Linked DNA regions of Mus musculus: region 2 is linked to region 1. The links are chromatin loops, found by intact Hi-C in ENCODE. Cell type or tissue: heart. All regions are shown on one strand. Each heading gives the region's core, and the rest is flanking DNA. Links, peaks and the distances in the headings are about the cores only.

Evidence for each region. Peaks named below come from ENCODE experiments on the same cell type or tissue, not always from the same donor. Only the 100,000 strongest peaks of a DNase experiment are listed, where the experiment ranks them.
Region 2: it touches region 1 in a loop (2.3-fold over the local background); 14 of 42 quality-filtered maps call a loop at or near these places.

The regions. Positions count from the first base shown.
Region 1 is chr6:125,263,425-125,279,532 of GRCm38, reverse strand. 4930417O13Rik (RIKEN cDNA 4930417O13 gene) reads right to left here and starts at 14,008. Exons shown (of 4, transcript NR_015527.1): 1 at 13,464-14,008; 2 at 13,007-13,133; 3 at 9,120-9,210; 4 at 5,756-6,085. Tuba3a (tubulin, alpha 3A) reads left to right here. Exons shown (of 5, transcript NM_009446.3): 5 at 879-1,263. The coding sequence ends at 1,175. In heart, for the core only: a CTCF peak has its summit at 7,734 (motif pointing right); a DNase peak (open chromatin) is centred at 7,852; H3K4me3 peaks cover 380 bases; H3K27ac peaks cover 1,076 bases.
Region 2 is chr6:125,600,099-125,608,098 of GRCm38, reverse strand. It overlaps Vwf (Von Willebrand factor), which reads right to left. Exons shown (of 52, transcript NM_011708.4): 13 at 7,369-7,469; 14 at 4,580-4,775; 15 at 3,754-3,969. Among named protein-coding and RNA genes, the nearest start is that of Vwf, 51 kb to the right of the region's middle. In heart, for the core only: CTCF peaks have their summits at 3,251, 3,450 (motif pointing right), 4,669 and 7,738 (motif pointing right); DNase peaks (open chromatin) are centred at 3,538, 3,818, 4,678, 7,738 and 1 weaker place; H3K4me3 peaks cover 673 bases; H3K27ac peaks cover 462 bases; H3K27me3 peaks cover 1,531 bases.

The sequences.
Region 1 (16,108 bases), core at 4,521-12,520:
CAAGCTATGTTGTGCCTTTTATACAGGTGATGTTGGTTGGCAGGCCAGCAGGCAAGCAAAGGGTACATGTTCCTCCTTAAAGTGGGGGTATATTGATCTGCGGAGGACCCCTTGTGTCTGTCCTTACCTGTTTCCAGCTCCAATCTGGCTGTGCTCCGAGCTGCTGCTCACAGCCATGTGTTCACCAGGGTGTACAAATGTCACCACCATAGCATCTTCACCTTGGCAGAGTTTACTGCTACATAGGTGCTTTCTTTTCTTTTTTCTTTTTTTTATTATTTTCTTCATTTTCATTTCAAATGCTATCCCGAAAGTCCCCTATACCCTCCCCCCGCACCCCAACCCACCCACTCCTACTTCCTGGCCCTGGCATTCCCCTGTACTGGGGCATATGATCTTCGTAGGCCTCTCCTCCAATTGATGGCCACCTAGACCATCCTCTGCTACATATGCAACTAGAGACACAAGCTCTGGGGGTACTGGTTAGTTTATATTGTTGTTCCTCCTATAGGGTTGCAGATCCCTTCAGCTCCTTGGGTACTTTCTCTAGCTCCTTTAATAGGGGCCCACATAGGTGTTTTCTATACAGGAAGATTTCAGTCAGTTTTCTTTTAAGCATACAGTATACCTTGGATGCAATTCTCATTTTGGGCCTTTGTGTACTGTGTAAGTGTATGAAGAAGATCCAGCGTGTTGGTTTCCAGTTTGGCCTTTAGTGGTTTAAGTCCTTTACAATTTTTAGACATGTTGCTTTGTGTAGGTGATTATTCATTCCCAAAAGCATGGTACGGGTATTTCTTTTAAGCAGGGTCCACAGTTCCCAGTTTACATTTCTGAAGTCAATATAAACTTCACTATTTTTTCTCCTTCTCTGGCAGGTGGGTATTAACTACCAGCCTCCCACTGTGGTCCCTGGGGGAGACCTGGCCAAAGTGCAGCGGGCCGTGTGCATGCTGAGCAATACCACGGCCATCGCAGAGGCCTGGGCCCGCCTGGACCACAAATTTGACCTCATGTACGCCAAGCGAGCCTTTGTGCATTGGTACGTGGGAGAAGGCATGGAGGAAGGGGAGTTCTCCGAGGCCCGGGAGGACCTGGCAGCGCTGGAGAAGGACTATGAAGAGGTGGGCGTGGATTCCGTGGAAGCAGAGGCAGAAGAAGGGGAGGAGTACTGAGCGCATGGGTCTGGCTGGCGGCCGTCCATTTATGTCTTCCCCACCATTGGAAATAAAGGATATATTATTAAAATTTCTAGACTGAGGCATTTCCTCTCTAGTGTGTTGTACTTCCTAACAAAATTCCTTTCTAGATACCTGCTTTTTCCAAGTAATTTTCTCTGCAGAAAACATGGTTTTTTCCTAAGAAATGATAAACGGGTCTTTATGTTCATTTTTAAATTCTACCTAGGGACATTAGGATAAAGTACTGATTGACGGCACAGAAATGGCTTTACGCAGTCTTGGGCTGCTGGGGAGGGGGTCCCCGGGTCTCAGCTGGGGCTGTAGAAGCTCTCTCTGTGTGATGCTTGCTTTCCACGGACATCACACGGGCCCGTGTTATACTTCAGTCACCCTCTATCAGGTCCTGGTGTAGAATTAAGTGTTGAGCACTGGTCTTAAGATGTAGGTTCTTTGAGCAGAAACCATGAGTTGTTAGTGATGGGCCTTTTCCAGTCAGGGGCTGCCCAGGGCCTTATCTCAGCATAGAAGGTTCTGGTACCACACCATATAAATTCACACGCAGTCACTCCGTCCTAGTCAGCCAATATCTGGGTGCTCAAATGAGCCACGCATATGAAAGCATGAATCTTCCAGAATGACTGGTGCTTTCTTCAGATCAACATGAAACTTGTCTGAGGGGTCCAGGTAGTCCTGAGCACAGCTGAAGGCCCAGCATCTCCAGGTTTGGGCCTCAGTTTCCCCTGTACTCAAGCTGGTAGTGCTTATCTGAAAGGTCTGAGGAGGTCCACCTTCCCTCTTTAACAGCACCGGTTTGTGCCTCTGCAGACTTCCCAAGGAAGAACCCAAGGTGTGGCTCTTGGCTGGCCAGAGGTCAGAGGCCAGGGCTTGTGGGGCACATCGGTAGAGTACATCTACTGAGCACATTGAGAGCTGCTTTAAATAGATGGGCACCCAAGCAGGTAGAGGATGGCAGCTCCCTGTCCTGATGGAGAAGCCCTTGATCAGACAGTAAGAGCCAAGAGTGCTCATCTAGCTTCTCACTGCCCATGTCACAAGAGAAAGCCTTCTAGGTGGGGACAGACAGTATTCAGCATCCATTCTCTGAGTCAGTCCTAATTAAACCTGGCTTCAGGCACGAAGTCTCCCAGCTCTGAGGCCTGGAGTTTGGGTCCAGTCAGAGCAAGAGAATACAGAGCAAGAGAATCTGCCCAGCCTGGCCTTAAACTCTAGGTCCTGCCGCTTCTAAGCGCTGGGATTATAGGTGTGAACCACCCGGCCAGTATAAACTGACACTTTAAAAACCACAAGCCTTGTGGCTCATCCTCACACCATGGGTAATCTGGGCTGCTCAAAATTGTGTGTGTGTGTGTAACAGAACACTGGTTTCCACCCCAGTTTCGCTGCTCTCAGTGAAGGCCCAGCTCTGCCCACCTTTGTGCTTACTCCACTCAGATGCTCTCTATCTTCTGGGCAATCAGGTGCGCTTTCTCATTGAAGGCTGTGGTGGTTTGAATATACCTGGCCCAGGAAGTGGCATTAGGTGGTGTGGTCTCATTGGAGGAAGTCTGTCACTGTGGGGGTGGGCTATGAGAGCTTCCTCCTAGCTGGCTGAGGATGCCAGTCTTCTCCTGTTTGCCTTCAGAACAAGATGTAGAACTCTCAGCTCCTTCTACCATGCTTCCCTCCGTGATGATAATGGACCGAACCTCAGAACCAGTAAGCCAGTTCCAGTGAAATGTTGTCCTTTGTAAGAGTTGCTTCAGTCATGGTGTCTCTGTACAGCAATGGAAACCCTAACTAAGACAGAAGTATTACCCAGGATGAACGGGCATTTCCTTTCCACACTGAGCAGGGGAGCCCTCTAAGGACCAGGTACTCAGTGGGTACCTAGCCAATACCACTCTTTCCCTTTCCGAGGGGCGACAGCAACACTTTGCTCCATGGAGCCATGATGTGCAGCTGAGGCAAAGGGATTACCCTATTCACACATCACCCAAAATGACCCGGGTGTTGCTCTCAGGCCTTGGAGCTCGGTCCCACCCTTTTTCTCTTCCCCTTCATCCACTTCTTTTTCACCTTAATGAAAATTAAGAGGTTTTGGGTTTTTTGGTTTTTTTTTAAGCCTCATGGGGAGAGTCGGAATTGAGGGTGGACTGGAGACTGCCTGTATCAGGGGGAGGAGGATGGATAGAGGGGAGGACCAGAAAGGTCAAAGGACAGATGTGAGAACGATCCTGGGTGTAAAGGCAACACAGAGATGCCCGTGGAAACATCTGGAAAAGAACAGAGTCCTTTTGACAACACAGCCCTCGCAGAACCAGGCTCCTCATGTGGCGAGTCCGCCAGGCTCCTCTGCAGCCAGCAGCACCTCACCTAGCTACAGGGGCTCAGGGAGGACTCCTTGGGACCCCTGTAGCAGCTGCCTTTCCCTATTAATATCCAATCTTTCCTTAGAGCTAAGTGTTGAGATCCACGTAGCTTAACAAAGTAGCTCGTGTGAAGATGAGTCCAAATAAGTACGTTCATAATTTAGGAAATGATACTTTCCTGGAGCCTGATAGGATGAACTCGAGACAAGAAAGATGCGTCCACGTCGTAGAATGATCGTTGGTGGGAGTGGCTAACAGGAGGAGAGTGTACAGGAGTCACTTTATGGGACATTAGAATGATAGGATTTGCCTAGCTGCTTGCTGTTGGATAGTTTTGTTTGCAGAAACCTTTAGGGCACAGGTATTACAGTGAGCGTGCAGAAATCCAGACTGCCATCGTTCTCACAGCTCAAGAGGTTCCAAGACTGAGCACGGTTTAAGGTAACAGAACTGTGACATTCCAGAGTATTCCAGCTCTTCTGTTCCTTGCACACCCGAGTTCGTTACTTTTTCTGATGCTGCTACAAAACACTTGGCAAGGGCTGGAGAGATGGGCTCAGTGGTTAGGAGCACACTGACTGCTCTTCCAGAGGTCCTGAGTTCTGGTGCCCTCTTCTGGTGCGTCTGAAGACAGCTGCAGCATACTTACATATAATATATAAATAAATAAATCTTAAAAAAAAAAACAAAAAAACACTTGGCGAAACCCATTTTAGGAATGATGGATTTGTGCTGGCTCACAGTCGAAGCTACAGTCCACCGCACAGAGGCATCATGGCGGCAGCGGCGGGTATCTGGCCTCACTTCATTCACAGCCACAAGCAGAGTGGAGGAACGCTGTGCTCAGCCCATTTACTTTCCTAAAGATTAGTTTTTAAAGATTTATTTTTAGGGGGCTGATGAGATGACTCAGCGGTTAAGAGCACTGGCTGCTCTTCCAAAGGTCCTGAGTTCAACTCCCAGCAACCACAAGGTGGCTCACAACCATCTATAAGGGGATCTCATGCCCTCTTCTGGCCTACAGATGTATATGCAGCAGAGCCCAACAAGGCTAGGAGGCATCAGAGCTCCTGGAGTTCGAGGTACAGATGGCTGGAAGCGGCTTTCCTGAGCAGTGGGGATCAAACCCAGGTCTCCCGAAGGCAGTGAATACACCTAACGGCTGAAGCACCTTTGCAAGCCTCTCACTCTCTCCTTTTCATTCAGTCAGGGACCCCAGCCTGTAATGATACTGTCCACATTGAAGGTAGGTCTTTCCATCTCGATTAAACACATCTAGATATCCCTCACAGACATGACCTGAGATCTGCTTCCATCGTGATTCCAGGGTCCTTCAAGCTGACAAAATTACCCAACACAACACCTTTGATAGAAAAGTTCCCTGAAACACACTGTCGGCATCAACCAGAGAAAGGGAGTCGTTTTCATCAGAGTTTCCTCTGCTAATGGAAAGTCTTCAAAGTCCTCACTGAGACTTTGGGGCCAGGTTTAAATCAGTGCGGTTCGTTCCCAGCGTGAGCGTTATTCTAACGTCACCAAAAGCCCAATCCTGGAAACTCAGAGGCAAAAAGAGTGTCGCTTCAGAACGCAGTTATTCAGAATGTAATTATGATGTTGCTGTCATCATTCACTTAGCTAACAATCTTAATTAGGCCAGTCTCCAATATGAATACATTTTAGCCAGCTGGAGAGATGGCTGAGCAGTTGAGAGCACTATTACTCTTACAGAGGACCCAGCTCCAATTCTCAGCATCCACGTGGTGGCTCTCAGGAAGCCATAGCCCCAGTTCCAGGGGACCTGACGCCTTCTTTCAGCCTCCTCTGGCACAGGTGGCACATACATCCATATATGTAATCAAAATATTTAACACACACATACAAAACATTAAGTAATATCTTTTTGAGACAAGGTCTGTCTGAGACAGGTAGCCCTGGCTGTCCTAGAATTCACTGTGTGGACCAGGATGACCTCAAACTCAGAAATCTGCCTGCCTCTTGCTTCCTGAGTGCAGGGTTTAAATATGCCACCATGCCTAGCAACATTAAATAAATCTTTTAAAATGCATTTATATTTATTTTTTTAATTTTTATAAAAATGTATTTATATATTAAAATAATATACAAATATATCATATTTATGTATTGTTATACAGTATATAGAAATATATAGATATTTTTCTGTGTTAGTGAATATAAAAGTAATATAAGGAAATAACAAGATGTCTTTAATTCATTAATACTTGTATTTTTGTACTTTTCCATAAAACATCATGTTTTACTAGAAAGGGATAAATTTAGCATATCCGTCCATCCTAGCTACCTGTCACTTAATAGAACAGGAAAGAGAATTTCAAGGGGTAGCATGCACCATAGTTGGCAGGGTGCTTCTCTAGAGCTCACGAGGTAAACCGAGTGTGGTGGTTGACAGCTGTGATCCCAGAGCTCAGAGGCAGAGACAGAAAGTTCCAGTCCGAGTCCTCCTCAGCTTCCACATACAAACACCAACCCCTCACACACAGGAACCGATGACTAAACCTGAGTGAGTGAATGAATGAATCAATGAATCAATGAATCAATGAATGCTATTTAGCTCTCTGGCTCTTATGTTGCTTTCCTTAAAACAGAGGTAACAGAGTAGGGGCCTCCAACTCTAAAAATCTCCCTTTTGATATTTATTATGTAAGCATTTATTGAGTTCTTGAATAGTACAGTACTTGACCAAAAGGAAATCCCTTTAGTCATTTTTTTTAAATGTTTGTGTTATGTGTATTGGTATCTTGTCTGCATGTCTGTCTGTGTGTGGGTATCAGATTGCCTGGAACGGGGGAGTGGGGAAGGGGGGTGAAAATGCCTGGAGTTACAGACAGTGGTGGGCTGCCACGTGGTTACTGGGAATTGAACCCCAGTCCTCTGGAAAGAGCAGCCAGTGCTCTTAATCACTGAGCCAACTCTCCATCCCAGGAAACCCCTTTCAAGGTGTGTTAAAGGGACAGAGATCAATCTGTTGCTTACGTTTTCTGCTAGAAGCAAGTCAACCTGGCTGGTGAGAATATGTGAAATGCTTCGCTTTGCCTCTGTAAACTGTCACAGGCATTTCAAGCCATCTGAGAGCTATCTAAAATGGAGTTTAAGAGGCTCTGTGTTGCGGGGTGGGTGGGGGGGGGACTTTCATCTCAGTCAGATCCCTCAGACCCGGCACCGTGGAGACATTCTCGACCTTAAGATTATAAAGCACTTGTCTCTGTCTTTCTCGGGTATTTTCATAAAAGGGACCTCACTTTCTCAATACAGGGCCCTCTTTACACATCTCTGTGGGATACTGCTTATCTCATAAGAAGACACACACACACACACACAAAGACACACACACACACACACACACACACACACCTGTCCTTCCTCCCTCTCTAGGGAACCAGTGCGAAACATGTCTGATCTGCCTCAGAGAGCATCAGACACTGAGAAACTGACAGGAGCAGAGACCTAGAACGGGAGATGTCAAACTGTGAGTTTATAGTCGGGTGGTAGTGTCTCATGCCTTTAATCCAGCACTCAGGAGGCAGAGGCAGGCGGATCACTGAGTTCTAGACCAGACTCTGGTCTACAGAGTGAGTTCCAGGACAATCAGGAACCCTGACTTGAAAAACAAAACAAACAAAAACGAAACCAAAAAACATATGGGTTCTGGTCCCCAGAGACCACTAGCTTCCCCAAACCCTAAGCGGCAGTGTTCCGTTGTGTAATTTTCTAAACAAAACCCCAACATCAGTCTTAAGCTGCTCAAAAGGACCCCTGACCTCTGCCTTCCCCCAACAAAAACCCACCCTAAGAACCACGGGCCTAGAGTCTAGGCTAGAAGAGACCGGAAGGAAGATCGAGTAGGGCCCTGGTCAGTTCTTCTGAGCGCATTACAGACAGGTGTCTTTTAGACCAAGGGCTCTGCCCCCATCGGTGGCCTCTCCTCCATGTTAGGGATGTCACCCTCAGACTTTGACCACCCTGCAGACAAAGCTAAGCCCTGAGAGACCTGGTTCAGAGGACTGAACCCAGAGACTCACATTCTTTTCCATTGAGTTACACCCCCAAGCCCTTTGCCTTTCCATTTTAACAACAATGACCTTGAAGACGGTAAGATTCCAGAGAGGGAAGGAGAAACTGAAAACTCAAAACCAATATTCCGCCACAAGAGGGCACCCGAAGCCCAGGCACCAGGGACATGCTCTCTCCTGCTTCCATTCAAATCACGTGGAAGAACAGTGTCTGTAAACCGAGGCTCTGCGCCAAGTGAGGCAGAGCTTGAAGCTCCAGGTTATGCAACTGACCCACGAGGCCCCTGTTCCTCTTAAACAGACTTTGTCACCACAGGCGTCCCTCCTTCCTGGGGAGCATCTCCACCCCGGATGTGTCAGCTCCTGGTTGGCCCTGGGAGAGTGAAACAGACTCAGTCTCCATTCCCAGCGCTAGTCTAGAACTCCCCACAAGTTCTGTCCGTCCCGTCCCCTTCCCCCAGCCCCCCTTCTGCTCAGTCATTAGCGTAATTTCAGCGTTTGGAGTGGTCTTTCAGAAGTTTGCAGGTACCTAAGAGACGCCAACAGATCTAAACTCGTCATGAGTGCGGACTTAGACTTCAGAACTATTAAATGTTGTTGAGTGTAGTTTAAAGCCTTAAGGAGTTCTACGTACCAAATTTTCAAGACTCACTGTGCCGGTTGGGTTTTATCAAGCAGACACAAGCCCAGGCATATATGGGAAGAGGGACTTTTACTTGAGGGGGGGGGGGGGAGTTGGTCTGTGGAGTACTGTCTTGATTAATGACTGATGTGGGGGACCCCAGCTCCCTGAGGCTAGGCCATCCCAGCACACATGGTCTTAAATTGTATAGGAAAGCACTATAAGCAGGCCATAAGGAACTGGTCAGTGAGCATGGTCTCTGCTTCAGTTCCTGCCGCCAGGTTCCTGCTTTGAATTCCTGCCTTGACCTCCCTCTGTGATGGATTTATAGGATAGAAGCTGAAATAAACCCTTTCCTCCCCATATCGAGTTTGGCTGTGGTGCTTTATCACAGCCATAGTCCCTAAGCCACTCACGTACATGAGCCCAAGCCTGGGATTGAGGGCTCACACCTCTGACAAGGAGAGCACCCAGGCTTCCTGCCGAGATAACTGTAGATTACCATCATCCTGTGAAAGTGTCCTTAGTGGGCACAGGTTCTTTATTTAACATTGGGAAAAACTGGATCTCTCTTAGCTTCATACCATCTCAATGAAGATAAGACCATATTTCCTGGAATTTCCTCCTCTTATGATTCTGGGTTAGGGTTAGCCACAAGAGACGTGCAGAACTATTGGGAGGTAGAAAACAGGATGGAACCAGTGGCCACGCTGCTCTGAAGGCGAGTGGCACAGCAGATGCCCGGTTCCTTCTTACTGGCTGACCATGAAGCAAGCACAAGCAAGCCAGACCTGTATCTCTTCCAGGCCCAGTCACATTTCCTTCCCTCAGAAGCTCCTGGGCCACTGAGCGAGTAGTTCCCTGGTAAAGAGGGCTGGGTCCTCCACAGACAACTTACCTTATCAGAGTTGGGGCTGCTGAGGAACAAGTTACAACCGGTTCTTGATTTTCTCCGCTTCACACCCAGCGAGGAGTTCTCCTCCCCTGACCTGCAGTGATCCTCAGACTCAGCACAGATCCAAGCAGAGGTCCCATCCTTCCTGGGACCCTTTGGAGATTACATAAGATCTAAAACAAACTTCAGAAGTGAAACAACTCGTGCTAGACTCCAACCCGAGTTCACTGGAACCACAGGTGTGTTTGTTAAAGTTTTTGCAAAGGTTTTAGAAAGTATTTGACCTGGAGAGCTATAGATTTGCCTGGTCGAACTTTTAAAATGTATAATTTTAAAGATATAATCCTTTCAATTGGCGATTGTGCTGGCTAGTTTTATGTCACCTTGACACAATCCATTGGAAAACAGGATCCCTGGGCTGGTGGTCCTGGGTTCTATAAGGAAGCAGACTGAGCAAGCCATGCTGAGCAAGACGGTAAGCAGCACCCTCCACAGCATCTAAAATTACAGAGTTAAAACAAACAAACACTAATGCATGGATTGGAACACAGGGTCCATCTTTCTGCTGCATCCAAGAAATATGCCTCACATAGGATAAAAGGTAGGAAAAATATTCCACACAAATGGAAGCAAGAAGCAAGCTATTTTAATATCTGACTAATTAGACATCGAGCCACAACTAATTAGAAAAGATAGGAAAGGACCCTACCTAGTCATTAAAAAATAATACACCCAGAGTATATTAAAATTTTAAACATTATGCATCAAAAACGTCATCCAATTAAATACAAGAAACAATGCTATAGCCAAGATAACATTTCACCTTAACATAGTAAGAGTGAATGACATTACCAACTTCTACCATAGGACCTGTTAGCTCAAGGCAAAAACCAAACAGAGAAATACTGAAGTTAAATAACTCCATAACTCAAATGGACTTAACAGACATCTATAGAACATATCACATAAACACTAAAAAATTTACTATTTTCTCAGCATCCAATAGAGGTTTCTTCAAAATTAACCACATCTTAGGACACAAATCAAGTCTCAACAGGTATAAGAACATTAAAATAATACCTTAAGGACTAGAGAGATGGCTCAGGGGGTTAAGACTGTTCTTCCAGAGGTCCTGAGTTCAATTCCCAGCAACCACATGGTGGCTCCCAACCATCTGTAATTGGGATCCAATGCCCTGTTCTGGTGTGTCTGAAGACAGCTATAGCGTATTCGTGTAAATACAATAAATAAATCTTTAAAAACAATACCCTAAGTCCTGCCTGTCTCCCATGGATGAAAACTGGATACCAGTAAACAGACATGGCAGAAAGCATGCAAATGCATGGAATCTAAACAACTCATAACTGGTTAAAAGGAGACTGCATGGGGGCAAAAGTCAGGGGAAAGGTGACACCTCGCTGAGCTGAGCAAAGTTCAAACACAATGACCTCAATTGTATGCCGCACCCTGAAGGCACTTCTAAGAGGCATGTCGGGGTTGGGGATTTAGCTCAGTGGTAGAGTGCTTGCCTAGCAAGCACAAGGTCCTGGGTTCGGTCCTCAGCTCTGGAAAAAAAAAAAAAAGAATCTTAGTCCTTTGGGGCTGGTGAGATGGCTCAGCGGGTAAGAGCACCCGACTGCTCTTCCGAAGGTCAGGAGTTCAAATCCCAGCAACCACATGGTGGCTCACAACCATCCGTAACGAGATCTGACTCCCTCTTCTGGAGTGTCTGAAGACAGCTACAGTGTACTTACATATAATAAATAAATAAATCTTTAAAAAAATAAATAAATAAACTAAGAGGCATGTCTATGGTGCGAAGTGCTTCATCAATACACGGGTGTGATGTCATTTTAATAACTCAATGACACATTTGAAAGTTCAAGAAAACCAAAATGGACCATGCCTGCAAAGAGAAGGCAAGAGGAAATCTTCAAAGTCCGGGCAAAAATAAACAAAACAGAAGCAAACAAACCAGAAACAACAAAGTCTCTATCACTCTCTGAGAAATTTCAATCAGTTTAACAAACATTTGGCTAAATTAACTTTTTAAAAATGGAGAATAAAGATGTTAATTACTAAAATTAGAGATGAAAATGGAGATAAAATGGAGGGAGCCTCAATTTGGAAAATGACTCCATAAGATCCAGCTGTAAGGGCTCGAGAGACAGCTCACCTGTTAAGAGCACTGACTTATCTTCCAGAGATCATGAGCTCAATTCCCAGCAACCACATGGTGGCTCACAACCATCTGTAATGGGATCCAATGCCCTCTTCTGATGTGTCTGAAGACAGTGACAGTTTACTCACATACATAAAATATTTTTTTTTTAAAAATCCAGCTGTAAGGCATTCATTGATTGATTGATTGATGTCCCAAGTGTTGTGCCCCCAACCAGCCCCCTCCAATTACTAATTGATGGGGAGGACCCAACCCACTGTGGGTGTTGCCGTCCCTGGGCTGATACCCCTGGACTCTGTAAGAAAGCAGGCTGAGCAAGCCAGTAAGCAGCACCTCTCCATGGGCTCTGCATCAGCTCCTGCCTCCAGGATGCTGCCCTGCCTGAGTTCCTGTCCTGCCTTCCTTCAGTGATGGACTATTATATAGAAGTCAAATAAACCCTCTCCTCCCTAAGTTACTTTTGGTCATGCTGTTCCATCACAGTAATATTAACCCAAACTAGGACTGTGATTCTAGGTTAGGAGGTGTGCACGCTGACTGTAAACAATGATAATACTTCAAAGAATCATGATGACGACATGTAAACCTTTGTTAGACTTACAACAAGTGTTGAAGTAGTTAGGGAGTTTATTCTCACTGGAGTTAGATGTCTGACTAATGGTAATATACTCTTATAATACCAGCACTTAGGAGGCTGAAGCAGGAAGATCAGGTGTTCATAGGCAGCCTAGGCTGCCCAGTAAGTTGAAACGATGTCTAAAGAGACACTGCCCTGTCACGCATCGAAACGCTTTAAGAGAAAATCAAATATACTGGATGTTAAATTTAGATGAGAGATTTAAAATATTTAAGAGACTCCAATGGACTATATTTATAGTGGAGCTTAAATTGTTCAAGCTGAGTTAATAAAATTTTAATTTTAAAAGGACAAATGGGAATGAAGCACAGTGGGAAGTTATTGAACCAACCAGGGCTATGTAGTGAGACCCTGTCTCAAACAAGAAAGAAAGAAAAGAAAGATGGGTCTGCAGAAATGGCCCAGTGTTTATCTATGCAAGGTGTTACACAGCCATCTGAGGGCTGAGTTTGAATCGCCAGCACGTACATATGTAGAGCTTCATAATAAAACAACAAAATGCGTACTTTGAACTTAAAAGGCATAAGGGACAGTAGAATGTTTACTTGATGAACAATAATCTATTCTTTGTCTACAATGTCAGTAATTACTCCCAGACCATTTTTCTCTACTCTCTAATCCCGAACTATACAAACAGCTGGGCGTGGTGGTGTGAATCTGTAGTCTCAGGGCTTGAGAGGAGGAGGAGGCAGGAGGACAAGGGTCTGGGCAGTAAGTACTAAGTCATTGGACTACACAGACAGCCCTTGTCTTAAAAAATAAAAAGGATCAGAGCTGGCAGGGGGTGGCTCACAACCATCCATAATGAGATCTGACGCCCTCTTCTGGTGCGTCTGAAGACAGCTACAGTGTACTTATGCATAATAATAAATAAATCTTTGGGCTGAAGCGAGCAGGGACTGAGCGAGCAGGATTGACCAGAGTGAGCAGAGGTCCTAAAAAAATTCAATGACCAACAACCACATAAAGGCTCACAACCATCTGTACAGCTATAGTGTACTCACATACATAAAATAAGTAAATCTTTAAAAAATAATAATAAAAAGGATCAGAAAACACACAGAAACTCACGTCATCTCTTATTCTAGTCCCTTGCCAGTCCACCACATCCTTCAGCATGGAAATGTGTTAGTCACGTCTCAGCCCCAGAAGTCTCCACACGGCCCGTCCTGAAGTTCGCACTTTCCCACTGGGAACCCTAGGAAGGGTGATATTCTGTTCCACCTGCCCGCCCCGTGCCTTGACCTCCCGGGTTCCTTTACTCTTTGCCTGGAACCCTGACTTCTCATGCTGCTCTCACGCCTGGCAGAGAAGGCAGGAGCTGGTGACTGAGTCGTTCCAGGACACATTTACCAGCCCTGCGTCCTGCGCAGCTCAGTACCTGACACCATTGCTCACATGCTCCCTAGGAGCATCAGCACCGATCCACCCACCCTCCCGGTTACAGCACAGACAGACTCATTCAAAGTCCTTGAGCAGCTCACCCCACTAACAACCAGAGAAGCAGAGGGCAAACAGACATTTATACCTCCAATGGTCCAGTATTTCTTCAGTTCTTTGCCATCTGACTGACTCTTGGATTTTTCCTTGGATTTTCACCTCAGCCTCCTCTGGCCCCGCCTTGCCTGTGTCTATCATTTACAAACCTCCCTAGGCAATAGGCTCATGAAAATGCCCATCCTGGTCTAACTTGTAGGTGAAAGAGAAGAATCAGTTATCCAGTTTTGACATGGGCAAAGCATGAATAAACAGCTCTCCAGTCAGTAAGTACAGGCAAAAGGCATGTGACAAAATGTGACGGTAGCCAGGCATGGTGTCACACACCTGAAGTGTCAGCACTTGGGCTATCCTCAGAGGTCAGCCTAGGCTACCTCAAAAACATTAGAAAAGAAAAAGAGAAAAGAAATATGACCACAGCCTGTGCCCACTAAAGGGGTCCCTGTTCCTTCAGAAGGGGCTAGCCCAAATCCTACAGGAGTGAAGGGTCAGGACATCGAGAGCTCTGTAGACCCAAACTTACACTTCTGCTCAAACTCTCCCAGGCCAGGGAGCCCTCAGAAGCGAAGGCAGTGTGGGAATAATTAGTCAGACACGCTTCCCTTTGTGTCACAGAATCTAACTCGCCATCTATGACTTCAGAGAAGTTACGTGACAACAGCAGCACACGGTGTCATAGCAACACACCTACACGTCCTGCTGCCACCTTCCTGCCCGCAGAGAAAACAGCTGCCTTCTTCAAAAGTCAACACAGCCAGGCACTGTGCCGCTCATCTGCCACCTCCAGCACTTGGGAGGGAGACACGTGGAGTCAGGCTGAGGCTAGCAGAAACTACAGGAGACCCTGTCTAAATAGAAAAATAAGTAACGTAAGCAGCGGGTAGCCTGACATCAGCTGGGTGAAGTGTCACAGTGTCACTTAGTGCTTAGGAGTAGAGACAGAATCAGGTGTTCACGGTCATTCTTAGCCACAAAATCAATTTGAGGCCATCCTGGAATACATGAGACACTGGTTTTTTTTAATTAATTAATCAACTAATTAATTAATTTAAAAAACAAAGGAACCAAGAGTGCATATCTTTAATCCCAGCACTGGGGAGGCAGAGGCAGGCAGTTCCCTGTGAGTTCAAAGTTAGCCTGGTTGACAAAGCAAGTTCACGGACAGGCAGAGCTCTCTTTCAGAGAAACCCTGTCTCAGAAACAAAACAAGAAAAAACTAGGGGAGGGGGGAATTCCACTTACCATAGCATCAGAAAGATTAAAACCTTACCAAGAAAGTCAACAAATAAATTGTAAGACTTCTACAATGAAAAGTCACAAAACATTGTTTAAAGGCATTTAGTACTAAATATATCAGAAGATTTGGTGTTCATGGGTTGGAAAACCTGATTGTGTTATTGTGATAATTCTGCCAACTCCCACCAGTGAGTCCAAGACAATGCCTATAAAAATTTCAATTGCCCCTTTTTGCAGAAATGAAACTGATCCTAAAAGTCATACGGCGATTCAAGAGGCACGGAATAGCCAAAATACTTTAGAGAGGCCAGAAAGATGGTTCAGCAATTAAAGACATTTGCCACCAAGCCTGGCTACCTGAACTGAATCCCTGGGACCTCCAACGGTGGCAGGAGAGCATCAACTTCTGTAAACTGACCTCTGACCTCCACATACGTGCCGCGACACACTCCCACCCACACCACACACAAAATGAGTGAACAAATTAGTGTAAAAACAAAACATTATTTCAGAAAAGATCAAAACCCACTAACTCATTCTTTCCAGTTTCCTTTCTCTTCTCTTCTGAGACAGGTCTCGCTATGTAGCGCAGGCTGAACTTTTACTTACAGTAATCCTCCTGCCTCTGCCACCTTACTGCTGGGATTACATAAGCATACAGTACCACTCCGAGTTTATACTTCTTGATGTCAAAACTTACTATAAAACTGTAATCAAAACTGTGAGAGCGACATAAAGATGGACATAGATTAATGGAATAAAACTGAGAGTCCAGAAATCAAGCCATAGGCCAATTGATGGTTACCAAGACCCTCCAGTGTAAGAATAGTTTTCTTCTGACTTCAGGCACTGAGACACCGCTCAGCAGTGAAATACAAGAATTAAAACTACAGGCTGGGCGTGGTGGCGCACGCCTTTAATCCCAGCACTCGGGAGGCAGAGGCAGACGGATTTCTGAGTTTGAGGCCAGCCTGGTCTACAAAGTGAGTTCCAGGACAGCCAGGGCTATACAGAGAAGCCCTGTCTCGGAAAAAAAAAGAAAGAAAAGAAAAGAAAAGGAAAGAAAAGAAAAAAAGAATTAAAACTACAAAGCCATTAGAAGGAAAGAGGTGGCAACCTCTGTGACCTTAGATTAGGCGACAGTTTCCTAAGTACACCACCAAAAGAATAAGCAACAAAGGAAAAAAATAGATCACTACAACTCAAGATTTAAAAACTTCTCATATGAAAAGATAGCACCTGAGGGAGGAAGGGAAGCGGCCAGAGAGCATGGAGTGGTAGGAAGTACTCACTTAGGGGTATTATTATTATTGTTACCATTATTATTAGTGTGGGGAAGGTGTTGGGGTGCAAACACACTCATACACATACACATGCACATTTGCATGCCATCACATGTCAGAGGACAACTTTTGCATTTTGTGTGTGTGTTCGTTTGTT
Region 2 (8,000 bases), core at 1-8,000, 330 kb before region 1:
GAGACAGGAGATGGGAGAAGGCGTTAGGTACGGTGTCGGGCATTGCAGCTGTGACCACTGCTGTATCCAGATGGTCACCACCACCCCTTCCCACTCTGAGCAAACGTGTATCTTCAGACACAAAACGATGTACGTGGAAAGGATGGGTGAAAACATGGTACCCACACGGAGCAGGCTTTCCTTACCTGTGAATTCTCTAAGCCTATAACACTAAAGTCCTGGGGAATTTAAATATCTAGAATTGGGAGTGACAGACCAGAACATCTCCATGATGATAAGGACAATGACAGCTACCGTGTCTGAGCACCTACTGCGTGCTCTTCTCCTCACTGAGTTAGCTCCCACCTCTCCCTTCCTGGGCTCTTACCCATATGGGCCAACACTTGAGCTAAGTGAGTTAAAGATCTGGCCTCCCTGGGAACAGAAGTGAGATCCAAGCCCAACTCTCTGTCTGCCTAAAGCTCACGATCTTACCCATCACTCTTCAAGAAGGGAACAGTCCCTTTAAGGATGTGCAAGTTATAAGCAGGGATACCCATGCCTACCCCAGCAAAGTCAGCAGCCTCAGTCTTCTCACAGCCCTCATCCCTCCCCCACAAGCCCTTTCGCATAGAAATGAGAGGTACTATATAGCTACTTAGAACAAGATGTTAAGGCAGCTAGAGAAATAGGCTATGTCTCCAGGTTCAAATCCCAGCTCCATCACTAGTTAGCATGGAATGCTGAGCACCGTCCTCAATGGAATGTGCCAACAATATCTGCTGGGTCTTTGTGGCAGTTCAGTGAGCCAACATGTTACAGGCGTTCACTGCTATTGTCATTGTGACACTGAAGGGGAGTCCCAGCCCAGCCCAGCTGGCTCAACAGTGGGAGGCATGTTCCAGAGAAAGGCCTCAGCCTCAAAGGACCTGGCCCTCCTTCCTGCACCGTGGCCATCATGCACCTGTGTAATGACCACGTGGATGATGAAGGTCTTTAGTGGGAGGGTAGGAAGAGCGGGGAGGTGATGGAGGTGATGGGTATCCTTTGCCCTTGTCCTCAGGCTGCTGCTGCACAGGGAATGAGAGCTGTGCTCTGGATGCAGGCCTCCCAAGGACAATAGAGCCTTTCTTCTCCAGCAGATACCCACAGCCAGAACATTCCATAGAAGCTGTAAGAGTCTTCCTGGCCATGAACTTCTGAAGAGTCCCTGAGCCTCTCCTCTTACCTGTATCCTAAGTTACCTGGGACAGCAGCAGATTCCCCAGTCACGTGTGTCACTGACTTACTGTCCTCTGGATGAGTGAGGAGGCTGGGCCCCTGGATGGGTGTGACAGTGAAGGTAGGCTGACACTTAGAGCATGCTAGCCCAAAGAGGCAGCAACTCCCTTCAATCCACCTCAGGTGCAATGGCAGGGGTACTTTTCATCCAATAAAAGGAAAAGAAGTTGGAGTCAAGAGCTCACACACACACACACACACACACACACACACACTTACACACTTACACACACACTCACACACACTCTCTCTCACACACACACACACACAGCTGGCATCCAGCCTCACTGAGCTTCTGCTCGAGCCTCTTTTTCTGAAAAGAAATCATGCACACCTCAATGCATGTGCCAGGCTCAGGACCACACAGATGGAAAGACTTGGTCCCTGCCTTTAGGGAGCCTATGGTCTTGTTTTCCCACAGGAAACAGCCATTTTATAAGGATGGAAGTGTGTGTGGCTCCTGTCTCTTTTGGGCTTTACACAAAGTAGCTGTGTGGCATGCCTTTGTCCCTTGATCATCTACAATGACTTTTTTTTTCTGAATGGAGGCAGTGGTTTGGGAACTCTGTCTATTCCTCAAGAAAGAAGAGAGAGGTCAGGGTCCAGAAGACAGGAAACTTGGGCTCCTTTCTAAGTGAAGGGGGGAAAGAGGCCAGAACTCAAGGATCTGGTCTACTCTCCTTGGGCTCAGAGAAAGAAACCAAGGCCATCAGTCATGTAATTCACAGATACAGGTCCCTCTTGTCTTAAATAGCTCCTTCCTGCCAGCCAGCACTTGAAACTGTATCAGAAAGTTAGAGCTCCTTAACTAACTCACCCCCATTACCACAGTGTCAGACACCTCATGGACCATAGTCTCTTCTATGGAGGTTTCTTTGCTGCTCCCAAGAGATGAAAGAATGTCCCCAAAGGCTCTTGACCTTCAGGAAGAATGTCCTAAACTAGCACAGCCTTCTGATGCCATCACATTGCATATGGCTAATGCAGAACTCCTAATACAGCACAGCGCTGACTAGTTAAGTTCCCCAGGTGCTAGAAGGCAGCCACTAGGAAGGAGACAGACAGTAAGGGTCATTGGAATGAAGAGCTTAGAGACACAGAGCTGCTAAACTACAGGTAAACTTCTAGAAAATTCTATACTACATCCGTTGGGCTGTCAGTATTCCCTTCGTCCAGGGTTGGATGGAAGAGGAGGGCACTGGGTGTCCCTTTCATTCCTACTTGCTTCATCCATCTCTCCTTGGAACAGAGCATGTCTCCCTTCGTCCCGTCTTTCATCAGACACTGCTTAAGACTCCAAACACAAGCTCGTGAGACACCAATGCTGACACATGTATGTCTCATCAAGTCCATAATGTTATTATTTTTTTTACCACTTCCCCTAACTACTGTCCCCCTGCTTCCCCAGCACTGAGGCAGGTGGATTACCTTGAATCCAATACCAGTTCAAGATCATGAATTCTGGCATAGCCTGAGCTTCAGAGTGAAACTTTATCTCAATAAACAACCAAAATGACAACACAAACTAAGAGGAAAAAATACTGAGGGACAAAGAGGCCACTCGGCCACCAGGAGCACTAGCTGTTCTTGCACAGGATGCTGGTGTATTCTGCAGCATTCATACGGTGGCTCGTGACCATATGTAACTCTAGTTTAAGGAAATCTGACGCCCACACCCTGAAACTCAGAGTTCCACCTACCTTCCTCCTCCAGACTATCTGCCCAAACTCCTGCCCTGCTAACCTCTCTCTGACACAAAAGCACCTCTGCAAACCTTTGATCGAGAACACCTCCCCAGAGAGTCCTCCTCAGCTGTCCCTTCACTCAGTGTGATTGACAGGCACCTCCGAGGGAGGTCTCAAAAGGAAGCTTCAAGATTCTGTCTCCCAGTTGTCTAAGCCTGGACACTAGCCAAATGTCTCCAGAGGAAAAACAACAAAACAGTAAGCAGGGTTTAACTGCCCAGGGGACCACGGTGCAGGAGCAAAGACCATCTTTGATGGCAGGAATCTACCACAGCTTAGGACAGATGCAAATTCAACTAGAACAATGGCATTATTCAATGCTGCATAACTTTATACGATGCCAAAGACCGTGGGCCAGGTCCCACGTCTGCCTTGCCTGACATTACAAGCAAAGGATTCCAGCATTCCAAACTCACACCACGGCATGCTCATACAAGGAATGAACACTAGGTGGCAGCATTTACAGGCACTCTCAGCCAGGCCTATGCAACTCCAAAGTCCATGGCTTCTGTAAGGAGTTCCAACTTACTTTTACGCAGGAACCCACCCCATTACCAGCCAAGAGCAGAAGGCAGGAGAAATGGCTGCAAAAGAACTGTAGCCCCAAGTTTGTCACTGGGGCCTGTTTCCAAATGAAATTATTCAAAGAAAGTACCTTTGAAAAGGACAGGTGGACCCAGACCCACAAGTTGTCAGAAGAGTTTGAATTGATTGCCTAAAGGAGGTTAACTGGTTATGGAGTTCTCACCACAGAAGCCAGGCTCCCGCCACCCGATGTGCACGCCTTTTCGGGCACACTCGGCAGCATAGTTAGCTACTGCGTTACACAGGCAATCCCGGCTGTCGGAGCAGGAGCAAACATCATAACGGCAGTTCTGCAGATAGGGCAGAGGGCTGACTGCGTGGTGGCAGGCCTCGAACTTGGAGGACGTCAGGAGCGCACAAGCCTCCTCTGCAAACCTGGCTGTTGAAGAGAAAGGAGAGCCTGTGCAGAACAAGACGTGGCCCTGCCCGTTCCTCTGGGGCCAGCCTCAGGGACTCTAACATCCATACCTCACCCCACCCTCTTCCCCACAAACAAAGCCAGTTCCCTTTTCTGTTGCTACCAAAATTAATCTATCTGGCTCTGGCTTCTGGTGCCAATGTACAGTTCTGCGTTTGGCTCAGTAACGGGTAAATGTGCGTTCCCCAAAGACCCACTGACCGGAGACGGTGGTTAGAGTAGCAGAAGCTAGCAAGAGCAGAGATGTCGCAGCACCGTGTCCACACAGGGTCACTGCAGCGCATCTATCATACAAGTCAACTTTAAGCTCCCACACCCACCGCTGCTCTAGACTGGGTCTTTTCCGGGCCAGAAACGACCCAATATTCTATTCTTTCTTGGGATTTCACCCATGGATGGAGGGTGTTCAATAAACAAACTTTGAAAAGGAAATGAGCCAAATGTGGATCTCAACGGCCAGTGGTCAAAATAAAGGCTGGGCCAATGGCTCCGCCTTTGCCTTCCCTCTCTCTGTGTCCCGTGGAATGCCTGCCTGGACCACGGGAGACCCCGGGGTCTGCGGCTCACATACTCAAGCGTGGATTCAGGCTGCAGGGGTCGCTGTGTTGCCTGCGCAGGTCCGAACAGTCCCCTTGAAGCTTCCAGGCGTTTCCGAAGTCTACCACCAGGGGCTCCACCAAGCCGGCCGGCGTGAGGAAGTCGTCTCCCTTGTTGCCGTTGTAATTCCCACACAAGCCACAGGTCTTCCCAGAATAGACTGGGGACAGCTGCCGGAAGAAGCCGGGCCTTGGAGCAGCTGTCCCCCAGTGCCACAATGGTTCCACTTAGTTAATGAGATCATTTGCACCAAAAAATTTCCCCAGGTGAAAAATTAATGTCAGGACGACTAAGTCCCGGGCTGCGAACTGGAGGACCACTGCAAGCTATGCAGCTAGGTGTCGTGCAGCTGGCTGTCGCTCCTCAAAGAAAAGTCAGCCAGAAGGATTCTAGGAATTAGGGGGAGAGAGAGAAGAAGAAGGAGGGGGGGAGGGGGAGGGGAGGAGGAGGGACACAGGGAAAGAGAAGAGAAGGAGGAGGGAGATAGGGAAAGAGAGAAAGAGGGAGAAAGGGGGAGGGAGAGAGGGAGGAAGAAGAGGGGGAGGGAGGGAGAGATTGCCTAAGATCCCATCGAGGGTGACACGGCTGGAAAGAGCAAGCAACTTGAATCCCCCAGACCTTCGTGCTCCCTATGTCTGTGACTAAAGTGACTATCAACAGACATGGGCTAAGCAACAGTGAGAGAACATGCAAACTGTTCGTTGGACAGATATTAGTTACAAACAGACAAGGCAGACTGAGGACGGTGTAGTCCAAGCCCCCAGGAGCTTGTGTCTGGTGTCCAGGAGCAACACCTGTCTTCTAATCTCCTGCTGAGGACACCAGGAAGGAAGCAGGGCTCAGATTCTATCCCCTTCTCTCAAGGAAGCAGGGCTCAGATTCTAGCCCCGTCTCTCACTCGCTGATCAGACCTCAGCAGTGAGCCATGATGAGTTTGACCCCAAAGTGCACACTCAGGGCCAAGCAGTGGTGTGGAGGCAGCTTTTTCCCAGGACAGCTGGGGCGCCACTGAATTCCATGGTGCAGATTTGAAGAACTGGTAGGGACCAGACCCCAAGAGTCCAATGATAGCTCTGTGGGTAATCAGTGAAACCAGGTGGTCCCCGCACACCCCCCATCCTGATGATCCAAAGTCTCACAGGTCAGGCCTGAGTCCCCGTAGTCATCTTGGAAGCCCCTTCTAGCTCCCAGCTGTGACTTAACAAGGTGCATGTGGAAGGTTCCAGACCCACAGACATACATGCAACTAAGAAAGGTGGGCAAATGGCCTTCCTTGTTTGTTTTACAAATGCCAAGTCACACACACACACACACACACACACACACACACACACACACACACACAAGGCAATCAAGGTCTTTTCCCTGACTTTCCAGCTTAAAACTAAAGCACACTGCTGTGACCTCGGATGCTGTTTCTCAAAGCCATGAGGGTCTTTCAAGGTCCTTCCAGACTGAATATTTCCATAATTCCATGATCTCGTTCTTGTCTGTCCCTTCTCATTGCCTTACAAGCACACAGTGGAATTTTCCAGAGGCCCTGTGATCTGAAATGCTGTAGCAGATTGATTGCAGAAAGAGATATGAGAATCCAGCTGTCTTCTATTAAATGAATCGTTAAGGAGATCTGCAGCCATGTGCGGCCATGGTATTTTTCTTGCTGCTTACTTACTGTTGTCTCCTGATCCCCGTCTAACTTATTTTTCAAGGGAAAAGTACTTACAAATGTCTGTTAGGAAACAAGGTTTAGTATTATGTTATAAATGAGTTAAGTGCTTTAATGCCTCCGCGTTAACATTTTTTCTGTCTGGGGTTTTGCTTTTCTGTTTGTGTCAGGATCATACTATTGAGCTCAGGTCGGCTGAAACTCACCATGTAGCCCAGGCTGGCCTCCAGCCCCTGTCACCTTCCTCCTCATCTCTGGGATATGTCTCTATGCTCAGCTTTGATTTAGCCATTAGCCTGGCAAGTATCAGTAGCTATAATCTCACTAAAGATCTCAGGGACTCGCCTCAGCCATTTTTAAGAATCTAACAACATCCTGACACCCGACAGTGAGGACCATGGTCTAACAACAGGAGGGTACCAGCCAGTGAACTAACCCTCATTGTGTTGAGGATGAGGGCTGCTGGTGGTTCCCCATGTCCCCTGGCTGTCTCCCCTATGAGGCAACACTAGTGAGGCAGTTCCTGGTCTGCCTACCTACCAGGGACTTTGCAAGGCAGCAGATCTGGAAGCCCAGTGAAATGTGCATGTTACCGTCCCATCTGATTATAGAATCATCCAGAGGACACGACCCACATATGCATCCATCCAGTGGCTCAGTAAGGAATGTGGAGGACTCCTCCCCCACGGCCTTCTTCAGACATATGGGCAGGATACTGGGTTTGAGCTGGGTACCCCAATCTGGCTCTTCCCTCCCTTGCTCCCCACAGTGAGTGCCCAGGGACACACCCTGATCCAAGACTTTACTGCAGCTCAGAAACTGGCAGGCAAGCCATACAGGGGACTCTGACATCTATTCTGGAGATCAACACAGCACCCAAGCCGCAGGGGGGGGGTAACCCCGGGAATAACAGGGAGCCCCCAGAAAACAAACATCAGCTTCTCACACACAGAGAGGCCTGTTCCTTGCTCTGGGGGTGTAAAGTGTGAGGAGAAAGAAATTCTTCTCCTACCACACAAAGCTATTTCGCCCATAGCACAAGGGGTACTTTGTAAGGGTCAGGCTCCGGCGAGGCTGTAGCTTAGAAAGGGACCTACCTTAACCAGTAGCCGCCCACGGCCATCCCAGTCCATCTGCAGGTCCTCCGCATAGCTGAGGCGTACAGAAGCCATCACTGTGTGCTGGATGCGGAGGTCACCTTGAAGCCATAAGTCCAGGGCGTCAGTTCAGATAGGGAGGTGACAGGGGTGACTGGTGTGTTGTGGGTTTCAAAGTTGTGTTTGTGAGGTCTCGAAGTATTATGGCAATGACAAGCAAGGAGAGGAGATCAAATAAATGTCCATGAGTTGGGAGCAGGGGGTGTAAGGGAGACCTCTCTGGAGGGATGAACTGGGTGGATAGAGGCAAATAAATTCCTAGAGAAGCCACTGGGCTACCATGAAGTGTAATTCCCCTTATGGGCACCAGAGGGCAGCAAAAGCCCCAGCATCCTGAGATCCTGGCGGTGAGGGAATCCTCTCTGGTTTTCAACTAGAGTCACCTGGGAGGAAGGAACCTCAATCGAGAGAGGATGCTTCCATCGACCCATAGGCATGTCTGTGACATTCTCTTGACTGTTGATTGATACGGGAGGGGCAGTGCTACCCCTGGGCAGGTGGCCCTGGGCAGGTCTAAGAAAAGTAACTGCCAGGAACCTGGGAGAACAAGCCAGCGAGCAGCCTTCCTCCTG